Regions from separate parts of the Homo sapiens genome. Here region 1 is linked to region 2. The links are chromatin contacts, found by Hi-C or POLR2A ChIA-PET in ENCODE. All regions are on one chromosome and are shown on one strand. The core of a region is the stretch at or near the end of the contact, and the rest is flanking DNA. Distances in the headings are between cores, read along the strand shown.

Evidence for each region. Hi-C counts contacts between places; a loop is a spot of excess contacts on that map. ChIA-PET counts read pairs that join two places held with the same protein, here RNA polymerase II (POLR2A). Pooled maps may share reads with other maps.
Region 1: a loop to region 2 is called in a map of transverse colon, with 2.7 times the contacts of the local background. The contact joins two enhancer-like sites. A Hi-C loop is called at or near these places in 8 of 168 maps with a recorded cell type or tissue (body of pancreas, gastrocnemius medialis, heart right ventricle and 4 more) and 1 of 50 pooled maps. POLR2A ChIA-PET finds 5 or more read pairs at or near these places in 1 of 52 experiments (Panc1).

Annotation. Positions count from the first base shown.
Region 1 is chr7:25,541,053-25,547,512 of GRCh38, reverse strand. No RefSeq gene overlaps it. Among named protein-coding and RNA genes, the nearest start is that of LINC03007, 250 kb to the left of the region's middle. Within about 2 kb of position 2,077, at least 2 of the 41 ENCODE cell types and tissues checked have a DNase peak (open chromatin) inside an H3K27ac peak, as active enhancers do.
Region 2 is chr7:25,389,793-25,396,618 of GRCh38, reverse strand. No RefSeq gene overlaps it. Among named protein-coding and RNA genes, the nearest start is that of NPVF, 160 kb to the right of the region's middle. Within about 2 kb of position 3,663, at least 3 of the 41 ENCODE cell types and tissues checked have a DNase peak (open chromatin) inside an H3K27ac peak, as active enhancers do.

The DNA of each region.
Region 1 (6,460 bases), core at 828-3,327, 150 kb before region 2:
GAGAGGAGCCGCCCCTGGGCACAAATATCAATTAAGATCACTGTCACCAAGGTGGCACACAGCTTCTGCTCCAGGCAGGACCTGTCCCATTTTATTCTGTCAAGATGGCCATCTTCACAAAGAGCAAACAGATTATTTTGTAACAGTTACTTAAACTCAGAAAATGAAGACAAACCATGTCACAGAAAATGGGTATCTCTTTGTCTTATTTGTTGTTGACCTGCTGGGTGTGATATATTTCTGTGCATTTACCAGTAGGTCAATTCTCTGTATTGATGGGTCTTTGAAGTTAATATATACAGTTATAGACACACATGAGCATATATATTTTCATTCATTCATAAATCTATATGTGTGGTATACATATGTATGTTTATGCATGCATACAAACATACCTGTCTTATCCATAATTGTGACTCTGGAAAGAGGTGTTGAGCACATTTTTTTTTCTTTTTTTGAGATGGAGTCTTGCTCTGTTGCCCAGGCTGGAGTACAGTGGCGCCATCTCGGCTCACTGCAAGCTCCACCTCCCAGGTTCACACCATTCTCCTCCCTCAGCCTCCCGAGTAGCTGGGACTACAGGCACCCGCCACCACGCCCGGCTAATGTTTTGTATTTTTAGTAGAGATGGGGTTTTACTGTGTTAGCAGGATGGTCTTGATCTCTTGACCTTGTGATCCACCCGTCTCGGCCTCCCAAAGTGCTGGGATTACAGCCGTGAGCCACTGTGCCCGGCCTTGAGCACATTTTTGAACAAATAGCTTACTGACTTTTTCTGTTGATAAAGTAAGAATACTCATGGTAGAAAAATCAGAAGCAGAAATTTGTGAAAAGAAACATAACTACCACCTCTAATTTCACTAAACAGAGAAAACTCTGCTTTATTCATTCGTTTCCCTTTCATGAATATTTTGTGGGTACGCCTTTTCCATGACACAGATCATGGTATGTACAGTGCAGCACACTGCCATTTTCCACTCGCCCCTATTTCCCCTATGATTGTGAAACAAATGTTGAGCCTACCTTATGCATTTCTTTACAGAGGTCTCAGTTTAAGTATGAGTGTGTGACGGCTGTGTGGCTCTGACTCCAGAACTGGGGAGTCCCAGTTCTGCGTCCCCATAGCTCCCTCTTTTACATTGATGGGTCTGCCTGAAGTAGCAGAAGGTGAGACCAAGCATTGCCCGCTGGCATTACCTTATCCCCCAACCCCCCAAACCCTTTTCCCCTACACTTCTCTCCCAACCCCTCCTCCTTGCCCTGGCATAGTGATGGAACCATCACCTGCCGAAACCCAGAAGGAGGCCTCTTGTTTAGCACTGGCAAGGAGCAGATGACCTTCCCTAGGATGAAGAAGGGCAGCCCTGGCTCCGAAATGTGACTGGCACTTTGCCCTGCAGAGAATGCACCTGTGAGGCTGGTTTAGGGGTGATGTCTGCAGACTTAGACTTGGATCTTGAGTATGCACTTCCCTCCAGCCTCTGGAAACCATCTGCATCCTCAGTAGCTGAACACTGTGAAAAGGGTGCATGAGGCTATTTGGGTAAGTGGTGGCTCTGTGTGTGGTGTGTGTTATTCAGAGAGGGCAGGAGAATGAGCTGCCAAGGGAAAGAGTCTTGGTCATGGCTAGGTGAGTGATGGACCTTAGCAAGGGGCACAGCCCTCAGCTGCCCAAGGCTGGGCTGTCCCCACCCCATCCCCACTCCAGCCTTGATCACATCTGCTTCTAGTTAGTTGGGCCCAGAGGCACAGAATGCAGCAAAGAAAGGAAAAAACACAGGATAGAGAGCCAACGTTGTAGAAAAGGCTGTTATGGAAAGATTTAGGCACAAAGACATTTTTACATTTTTTTTAAAGCACCAATAAATTCCTTCTTGTAAAAATGACAGGAAACCAATTTGGAATAAAGAAGAGAAACTTACAGAGAGAATCATCAAAGATCCTTGAAGCCAAAGGAATACAAAAGGAAAGAGACTGCAACTGGAGGCGATGAGGGAGGTCAGAGGCTTGGTTGGCCTTTGCTGCCTGGCCAGAGCTCAGGGGCTTGCGCAAAAGCTCTCCCTGTGCCTGGCTCCATTTGTCCTGCTGGGGCTGTGCAGGGTGAAGGAAAGAGAAGGCTGAGGTGTGCTGGGAGCCCAGCACCGACATAGCTCTGGAAGATCTGTCCAGTGAGGCGTCAACTATGCTGCACCCTTCCCCCTCCAGGTCAAAGCAGGTGCCTGCAGCCAATACAAGGACCTTCCAGGAGCAGTAAGGCCTGGGTAGGGCCTCCCTGCTTTGTTTTGTGTTTTGTAATGTGCCTCCGTGTTTGGGGGTGTCTAGGATTATGCACTAATTAACCAGGACCTCTGCCTGTCTGTTAGTTCACAACGAACATGATACTCCCCTTCCTGAAACTATGAGATGTCAATGTTTTAAAAAAATATATACTTTCCGCTTCTCAAATCTTAGCTAAATCTTAAATTTGACAAAACCATTTTAAGGTAAATGTAATCTTTTTTATTATAGAAGTAATATATTTTTATTTTATGCATTTAGGAAAATTGAATAAAGCACACAATATTTACTCACACTATACTATTACAATAGAAATATGTATTTGGAGATTGTGTGTTCCTCCTGTTTTTCTTCTTTCCTTCTTTTTCTTCCTTCCCAGCTGACCTGGGATTATAATTACTACATCCTCAGAGCTTTCCTTGAATTGGGGCATTTTGAAAAGTCCCAGAGGATCTAAAAAGCACAGGACATTGTGGTTAAAAAGTGCTGGGCAAATCCTGCCTCCCCCTTCTCAGAGACATTGAGAGAAGTCCTGCAGTAAATATCACTGTTGGACCCGGTTTATAACATCTCATGCTTCTATTTGATCAGGGAACACTTTATTTCACACAACACACATTGCCATTCTGTGGATTGATTCTGAATACACAGCTTCAAAACTGCTGTTCAGTCATGAGAAATCTGAACAGCCCCTGCCTTTTCTTGTGACACCGGCTTGTATGCTATCAACAGCAGCTGGTTGGTGTCCCCAAGCCCTTAAATGATGATGCTAATTTAGCGGCTGGCCTTTGAAATACCATTGATTGAGATTCCGGTTTGATATATTGGATACTTTGATTATTGAACCTCCCCTAACTGTTCTGTTAAAAACACTTCAGTGTCTTGTTTCATAGTGATTATCATCATCATGATCATTAGTGACATTTATTGACCGTTTACTGCTTTCGGGCACTGTGCTGAGCCCTTTACATGCATTATCCTATTTAACCTCATACCAGCTTCAGCAGGGAGACAGTATTATTCTTCTCACTTAAATGAGGAGGAAACTGAGGCTCAAATTGGTTAAGTAACATGCTGAGGGCCAGTTGGCTTTCAAGTGGGTCAGCTGGGATGCAAATCCATGAGGTCTGTCTACCCTCAACCAATATAAATTATTCACTTCAAATATCTCTGCTGTAAGGTTTGCAAACATTCACAGAGATTTACTGGGCACATCTGAAGACCTTGTGTACTTTTCCCTCAACATATTTATAGCCCTAACCTATCTAATTACCTAGCTGGGTTTTCTCTTTCCTCTGTCTCTTTCCTCTTGCAAGGATTTATTAAATTTCTACTAGACGTTAAACCCTGAGTTAAGTGTGATGATGAAAATGCAGCATTAAGACAGGGGCCCTTCCCTTAGGGAGCTAACAGTCAATGTAAGATTCCGAGGAGTAAATCAATGGCTAAAACACAGTCCATGTTCCTTTGGGAACCCAGAGGAGCAGCATCTAAAGCAATGGGAGCTAGGGAGAACCAACTAGAGGAGGTGGCCACAGAGCTGGCTTTTAAAGGGTAGGTGCCTGATAATAGACCAAGAAGGGGAGGGACTGACTTTCCAAGAAGACAGGTGGGCATGGAGTCGGGAGATGACCAAGGAGTTTGGGGACCCACGCGTGCTGGAGTTGGGTTGGGCAGTGGGTCTTTGCAGGAGGAAGATGGAAGGACAGACAGGGTCGGCTCTTGGTGGGTTAAGTGGGGCGTGGCTGTGTGCTCAGCTGAGGAATACTAGATGTATGCAGAATGAGATGATTCGGTTTGTGTTTTAGAAAAACCACTCCCTCAACACTGGGAGGCCATCTGAAGTGGAGGGAGTAGTACTAGAGAGTGGAATTAGAATGGAGGAATCTAGAAGAAAAATGAGAAAAGCCTGCCCTGAGGCAATGATGGTGTGGGTGGGCCAGAAGAGGCGGATACTGTGGGGAGAAAAATTGGGAATATCTGATTGACTTTTAGATGTGGAAGTGAGCAGGGAGTAAAAATGACGGCTGGATGTCTGATTGTAGTGATGATGCCAGTGGGACTAGACAGCGCTGGCGAGGAGGGGATAGAAGGGGAGACACAGAGGAGGGGCAAGGAGCCCGTGTGTCTGGCTTGGGTAACTCAGTGGGTGATGGTGCCGATGAGACAATTTGAACCTTCACCTCAAGAACCCTCCCCGCCATTTGACTTGTCCTCCTAAAACTGTGAAGCACTGACTTAAAAAAACAAAAACCAAAAACCAAAAAATATACTTTCATTTTCTATTCTCAAATCTTAACAAAATCTTAAAATTTGACACAAAGTATTTTAAGATAAATATCAGGTTTTTTTTAATTATGGAAGTAACATATCTTTATTTTATATATTTAGGAAAATTGAGAAAAGTACAAAATATTCACCCACACTATTATTACCTTCGGGAGATGTATTTAGGAGTTGCGTTTCTTTCTTTTTCTCTTTCTTACTTTATTCGCCTCCATCTTCTCTTTCTTTCATATGTATTGATTGGATTTAGTTATTTATCACCCATTTATCTATTTATTCTACTGATATTATTTGAGCATCATCTAGTATACTAGGCACTGGGGATACAGCAATAAACAAAACAGTACTTCGAGGAGTATAAATTCTGATGGAAGAGATTTTGACAATAAGTAAACGAATAAATGTATGTTGGGTGGTAAAAATTCTACTGGGGGATATCAAATATAAATAAGCAAATAATTGTATGTAGAGCGATGGTACATGCTATGGAGAAGAAGAAATTAAAATGAGCAAGGGAGCTCTGGAATACTGCGTGGAGATTGGCCATTTTATGTAGAGTGGTCTGGAAAGATCTCTGGTCTCTTGAGGCATTCATTAGAGACATGAAAGAACAAGGGAATAAACTGTGGAGCCTATCTGGGGAAAGAGTGTTCTGGGCAGAGGGGGCATCCAATGCCAAGGCCCTGGGGTGAGAGGATGCTTAGCATGTGTGAGGAACAGTTTATGGATAGAACTGAATGAATGAGGTGGGGAAACAGGGGATGAAGTCATAGAGGTAGGAGGGAGGCAGATCAGACTGAGTAAAGAACACATTCTTGGAAAAAAGCACAGAGACCAGTTCGGAGGATATGTAAATATTCCACATAAGGGTCAATAGTGGCTTGTGCTCGTAGTGTGGTGGGGGGGAGTTAAGAAGCAATTGGATCTGGATTTATTTTGAAATCAGATTAGAGGGATGTGATGTGTGAGGCAGGGGTCAAAGACAATGTCAAGGTTTTTGACCAAGGTTTTGACCTGGAAGAATGGAGCTTTTGTTCACGGAAATGACCATTTGTTTATTAATATACCTGCACATACTTGACAAGATTGAAACATAACTGTACCCTGTCTGTATCCTTTCTTTTTTCCACCAATTCTTTCCCCTCAAAGCAGGAAATTAAAGGAAGCCAAATAGAAGACATACTTCTTGTTCACCTTTTCACTTTTTCTAGCCTTATCCCTATATTTCTCCTTTTTCTTGTCAGGAAAACAGAATGTCCATGAATTAAGCCATGCATTCTGAATTTTGCTTGTGAGGGGACTCAGCTAGAGGCTGCACTTTATTTGAACTTTGTGGCCAGTAGCCAAGGGAAATAAAGCTTAATTAATGCTAATTTTTCTAACCCCTTTCTTTGCCTTTTCAGCAAAATAAAACCACCTTTGGGAGAACTGGCAAAAAAAAGTTAAAACAGACACCACACTACTAAACTTCACCACTGAGATAGCAAAAATATTTTCCTACAAGGTTGTGTTTGGTCGCAAAATGATAAAATATTTTGTCTTGCTCCTCCTTCTCTCTGCCTCCATTTTTTTTTAATGTTTGAACAAGTCAGCCGATTTTTATTTGTCTTTATTTCCTTAGAAGATTAAGACAGTCTGTGAGCTTGTTTGTACTGGGCTGTGTTCTGAGCGCCGGGGCTTGGTTGGCCATGGTTACAGCCGCTAAATTTCAGGGTGAGGAAAGAGCTGGCAGGGGTAGTTGCCTGCTGGTTGACTCAGTTCGGATCCAATTTATTGGCCTTTCTGGTCTGTGAGATTGTTAGACCAGCTACCTGGGGACAAGCTATTAGGAGGTAATCTTCACCCATTTCTGTAGGTAATAGTTTTTGTTAAACTTAGAACCAAGGCATGCCCTTGT
Region 2 (6,826 bases), core at 2,414-4,913:
TCGTTCTATTTTTTTGCTAAGGATCTGCTCTTACTATTTTTATTTGGCAAAACTCCCAGGACCACTTTCAGTTTCCCCACCTCGTGGGCAGCACCACCACCGTCAGCAGGTGATCTGCGAGCTTTATCAGCAGGCATCATCAAGCCCAGCATCCTCAAGAACACACTCTGATTGGTTCTGACTTTCACAAACTATTTCCAAGCTGAGCTGCTGTCTCTTGACAACCATATTTAGGAATGAGAGACCTGAATGTGGAGGCCACAGAGTTGTCCTGAATGGCTCTGGTGTTCCTACATCACCCTATTACATGACAAGGGTCATGATTCTGGAAGAGGCTGTGGCCACAGGCAGCATAAAGTCGGAAGGAGACTTGCTTCCTCCCTGAGCATGCCTGCTGAGCACAGAGGCAGCACGCCCCCTGCCTCCCTGCTTGTTGGGTATGCCCCTTGCCCAACAGCAGGGAGTTCAGTCCCTGTCTCTTGGACCCTGTTTTAGGCCACCAGCCACATCCAACGGCAAAGACTCCCTCTTTGGAAAGGGCATTGCTCTTCATATCTGCCTTCAGCAGGTCATATAAATTTGACCAATTAGAATTGGCCGTCAACACGTTGTGCTAAATACCAACCTAATATGGTATACCAGCTACCTAATATGTCCTTGCCAGTTACCCACCATCTTGAAATTTTCTAGCCTGTGAATATTTCTCAAAGTGTTTTCTGCAGAATAGCAAGAGCAGTTATACATGAAAGGGTTTCTGCGATACGGAAATTTGAGAAACACTGGGCTAAACAGAATTGTTATAACAGGACTTTTCAGAACAACTAGCAAACTGGTGACTATTCAAAAATGAGCTAAAGTAAAAGATTGGGATAAGCAGCATTCTTAAATATATTTAAGTGTAAATTTATTTTATTGCAGAATACACATTGAAAAATAATGCCTTAGTGCAGAGTGGAAATGTAGCCTCTTTCTATGTTTCTGTTTCCTTATCTGATAAATGGGAATAAAATAATACCATGAGGAATTGTTGTGATTGAATAAATGAGATAAATGCATGTAAATCATTTAGAATAGCATTTGGCGCAAATGTTACCCAAAACCTGAGTTCAAATTCTGGCTTCTTGTTAGCTGTGTACCACTGAACACATTACTTAGCCAGAGTCTCAGTTTCCTTGTCTGTAAAATGGGAATATTGTTAGTTTCTAACTCAAAGTTTTTGAGAATTACATGACATAATGCATGTAAATTGCTCAGTAAACTTTTGGCATAAACTAAATGCTCAAAAGCTGCTAGCTAAAAAAAGCAATGCTGTGTTTGGCAAAAAAGAGCTTTGCCCATATTTTCAATGAATTTGAAACTCCATAGACTCATTGACTCTGGGGAAAAGGAATACAATTTACATTCAGAAACTTGGCCAGAAGTTGAGCCCTATTTTCATCTGGCAATTCTGAAATTAAATACTATAATCTCATAAAATAAAATAAAAATAATCTTAAAAGTAAGAGCTTGTTTCTGAACTACAAAAGGATGAATTTGGAGAAGATCAAAGCTGCTCTAGTTCAGATTTAAATTTAAAAGTATCTCTGCAGATTTACCATGTGCTATCATTCTTTTTTTTTTTTTAAGATATGAGCATTTGGGGTAACTAAGGAAAAGGGATCAGGATTTCTGAAAGCCACAGCAGACTTAGGTGGAAAAAGCACCCATAGCTACCTCATGAGCTGATTTCATTTCCAACTTCATCCTTCTCACCCAATAAAGAAAAAGTCAGTAAGTTCTTGATGAAGGGAAATTTTTGAGGTGTTACATTGTTTTTGCCATTATATTTCCAAGTGCCATTCCCTCTACTTAAATCAGCCCAAAGTTAAATATAGCACTGCCAAAGCTGATTACAAAATGACAATTACATTAATTGTTAAGCCATAAGAAAATTTTAATATTCAGCCATTTTATATATAAACAGGAATTACATATAGACAGATTTTCTACTACATTAACATTTAGGCAATGATTTGATGATATTTTCCTAAGCTCCTAAAAAAATGTTTTAAAGAATCAGAGGAAAGGAACCTATGTCCTTTTAGAATCAAGAGAATGTAAGCTTGGACTAGAGTTCTGTTTCATATTTATTGTGAACAACTTGCCGTCTGGTAACATTTTTCTGTTCTATTTTTAATGGCTATAAAGTTTCTATCGTATTCAGTAATTATCTTCAATCTCAAATGAGAAAGGAAATTCCATAATAAGAACTACATGAAACATTGAGTGTACAGGTGCCAGAAAATACTGTTTTGTTTAGTGGAGATGAGATTATAAAAATATGACTCTTTATAAATGCATGTTCTCAAGTTTATTTATAGACACCATGACACCAACTCTTAAACTCCTTATTTAATCGCTAACAGAAACATTATTTCAAAAGGGAATTAAGGTGGTGAAAATATATTTTAAAGTGGCATATTCTTAGGGGAGTCTCATTTTTTTCTTACTATTATCAACAACAACGACCCAAGGAAAGAAAAGTCAGGAGGTAATTTAAGCCACAACAAACAAAAACGTTTCAAATTTCTCAGGGGCAAGCTGCACTGCATCTTGAAGGAAATTGGAAAGAATATCAAAGAGAATTTATTGTTTGATGACCACCCTTGGTTATTTAGTGAAAGCTGGGAGAGAAAAACGTAGCAGCAGTTAAGACATCTGATGTAAACTTGAAGGGAGGGCAACAGAGAGAGGGATTGAGATTTCGCTAACTTTATGCTTTGGGACCAGAGATACCTTCAATAACAAGTAGTTATTTCATTGTTGCATTTTTAGATAAGTCATATTAAACAATTATACTAGGTTATTATAATTCCTGTTAAAAGAGCAAAATATTAACCTAACTGTAAATTCCATTCAATACAGTTAAGATAAAAGCATCTACCACACTTAACCATTCACAGTGGGGTTATTAATGATTACTTTTTCCTACTTACTGCTAACATCCATCAACTGGATATTAGAAAAGTAAATATTTTTCTGTCCACTAGAAAGTACTTTTCTAAAAGGAATACAATCTAGAATATAAGGTGCTATTTTACTTCTAACCAAGTATCTACAAATATATATCTATTAGAAGCTTTTTCATTAATAAATGAGATCTCATTAAATAAATAAAGTTAGTCATGTGTATTTTTTGCTCAAGTCTCAATGTTCTAAGTTTCTGCTCTCCCTGAGAGGTAGGCCTCTAAGAGATTATTCCAGAAAGGACATTGAAATAAATGGTTTTGATGTAGAATATTAGCAGTGGAAAAGTTTCACATACTCACTGGAAAAATAAAGGGAATATTTGAGGCTACCCAGTCACATTTAATGAAGGGGAGTCAGAGAAGGTGAGAGAGAGGGAGAGTATGCACACAGTCCTCCTGGACTGACTTTGGATTTCTCAGCTTAATTGATAAAACAAGTAGGGCAGGCATTTCTCTGTTCCTGCTCTAGGCAGCGATTTCAAAATAGCGCCCCAAGGCCACCCTCATTTCCACTGAAAGCCTGGCAGCTGTGGAACTTAAAATTTGCCTGATTTGAGGTTGGAGGGCTTCTGATTTGAACAAGATCCACTGCAGAACCCAAGAGTAGCGAGACACAGGGGCTGATGGCCCCGTGACATGTTAATGCATTGGGTTTTCTCCCACCAACCCACAACATGGGTAAATAAAGATAACCTTCACCAAGAAATGCACACTGCTTCTGTCCCAGGGCGACACTGGGGAATTCTGGCAAAGGCAGCAAGTGGCCCGCTAGCATGAGCTGCCATCACAATGAACAGGAGGAGAGAGTCAGCCAGAGCCACTGGTGAGGAGTTCTGGGAACAGGAATACGGATAGCCGTTATCTGACCACTAGGGCCTGGCTGGGAAAACCCTACCCAAAATCTCTTTGTTACTCGATTCAGAAGATTGCTTTTCTCAGCTTTGTTTCTCATTAAACATTTTGAAAGGGGTTAGTCCAAGTTTTGCCTATTTAGTTGTTTTTGTTTTCTGGCTTAACGTACATCACATTACCTAATAAAAATCACACCACATTAAACAGGCTGTGTTGAGTATGCTGCGGTGAGTGCGACTTTACTGGTGTTATTTTAACTGTCTGTTCTCTGAATTCCCTTGGAATTTATGCTGTTAACTCCCATGAATACGAACAGACCTCCCAAGCCTGTAGTTACACACTCTGTATACTTATTAGGAGGCAACTTCACTTCTAGATGCTACACAGAGGGCTGTATTTTCTCCCTGAACACTTGAGTTCCTGAGCACACTTGTTTGAAAATGTCTCATAAAATATATGGTTTAGCTGGACAGACTGAAAATTTTGTGTAATCAGAGAGAATGTTTAGAAAACATCGTTTGGGGAGGGAAATAATATTTTAATGCTACTTCCAAGAGAATAAATAATGTAATTCCCCTTCTCCAGGGTCACGGGATGCAGGCTTTAGCATTGCTAATAAAACAAAAGAGAGATGGTCCTCAGAGGGAGGGATACAAAAACATAAAATGTTAACCATTTAGCCAGGAAATACGTGCAGGGACCAAAATCAGGTCCTTTCACTCATACAACAAATACTCAAATAACCACTTCAAAGTGTTTTCTCGGGAAAAGATAAGACTAATATCAAAGAGAAAAATCTCTTGAAGTTTGTGGCTGTATACCTAAAGAGAAAGCTTTCACTTTGTCAAGAAGTGACAAGAAAAGTTTTCATCTAATTGTTAGAAATCAGAACTTATTTTAAGCTTAGGCTTAGAGGGTTAGCATCCTTCCCGCTTTCATTTATAGGATGTTGGTATTGTTTCTTATGTTCCAGCATTATAATCTCATTCTACATGGAATTCTATTCAATATAAAAGAAAATTCACCCCCGGCTGTGATAGCTTTTTAATTTGTAATAATTTGTTCACAGCAGTTGTGAACAATGAGCTAAATATTGTTGAAAAACAGGAGTTTAATTTTTGTAACTTCTTGATTTGTTCTGATTTGTGTTGTTTAATGAAATCTAGTATTGAAAAACCATGGATCCTGATAAAAATCGTAGGTTAGAAAATATATGCCTCTTAAGATTTCTTGAACTTTCTTCGAAACTCATAGAAAAATACTAGAAAACGGTGTGGAATCACTGATGAAGTAGTGCCACCATCTGGAAAATTTCAGAATGGTAGACATAAGTTTCTTTTTCTTACAAAGGTGAACTCTTTCTCAACCACACATTTATTTTGGGGGAAAGAAAAGCAAATAAAAAACTTGTTCCATTTACCTAACTGTCCTAAGGATATTCAATGTAACACTTAACCCATTCCCTGTAGTATTGTCTCATCAGGGAAAGGAAAGATTCATTCCACATTGGTCTACATTGGAGATGATGTTTTACCAGGTATCTGAAGAATGAATGAATCACCATCTATACAGAAGGATGTAACGTGAAGGGAAGCTGAATTCTAACACTTTAAACTTGCAACTTAGACACATATGTGCTTAGTGCATGGGTGTTTGTGTCCAATGACATTAAAATCTCTCATCTATAAAATGAGGATAATAATAGTATCTACTTTACAGGGTAACTGGAGGGTAAAATGAAATAGTGCCTGTAAGGTGCTTCGCACGGTGCCTGGCACATAGCAGTGATCAATAATGGGAGAGATTATTAAAACTGATATGTATTTAATCTCTTTTTCAAACATCTGAATTAATATTCATAGGGTTGGCAAGGACTCAGGAGGCTTTCAGGTCTGGCTCCTGTCCTGGAAAGAAAGCTTCCACACTTCTCTTTAAATTCACGAGAAGAGGAGGTTTCCCAACCCCTTAGTGAAGCAACCTCCTCACCTGGCTCTCCACCCCCTACAGTCTGGCCTCATCTCCCCTCTAAGCTCATGCCTTCACCTAAACCTTCTATCCATACTAACTGGGTGTATTTCCAGCACCCTAAGCACGATACTTGCCTCCTGTCTCTGTATATTTTTCCTCATATCCTCTCCTTTGCACATTCCACTTCTCTTTGTTTATTTAAGCCTCACCTTTCTTGGAGGCTTAAGTTCTACCTTTTCTCCTTCTTTCTTCCCTAGCACCCATTCACATCTGACAAGTGTTAGTTAGGGTGATTATTCCTTGGCTGCAAACTCCTGAAGGGCAGGTACAAGATGCTAAACATAGTTGTACCCAGAGCAGTGACTAGATAGATACTTGTTATTAATCTCCACAAGGAAGATACATGTCAATATGCACAACTTTATAACCAAGATGACCAGCCAAACAGTCGACTTAAATTAATCAGGGAAATGAAAGCTAAATCCCTGACCTAAATTAGTAGAGAACAACCATTCACCAAATTAGCAAACATAAGGGCTTAGCCCCTGGGTCACACTGAAAGGAAGATCAGAGCAAGTTTATTGTTTTATTACAGATACAGTAAGATGGTAGTAACATCCTTACATAGAATCTTTTTCCCCCAAGTAGCCCTCATGTAAGGACTTATTCATGCATATTTATTTACCATCCCAGCATCTCTGGGATGACAGAGGAGGCACCTGGAGGCAGGTGGGGAAGCCCCAGACTGGGCTGTGTATGAGATGACTCCAAATTAGAATCCTGCCCTACTACATACTAGCTGTGTGACCCCAGATCAGTGGTTTTAACTTCTCAGTCACTTTCCTCCTCTGTAAAATGATCATACAAATACCTGCCCCCTCCCCATGAGGAGTACATGATTTACATGGTGCCTTAGTACACACACTAAGGGGCAAACAAGAGTGCCAGAAGAGAACATGAGTATTTGAGAGTTCCTACCAGCGCAGCGCGATTTTGTC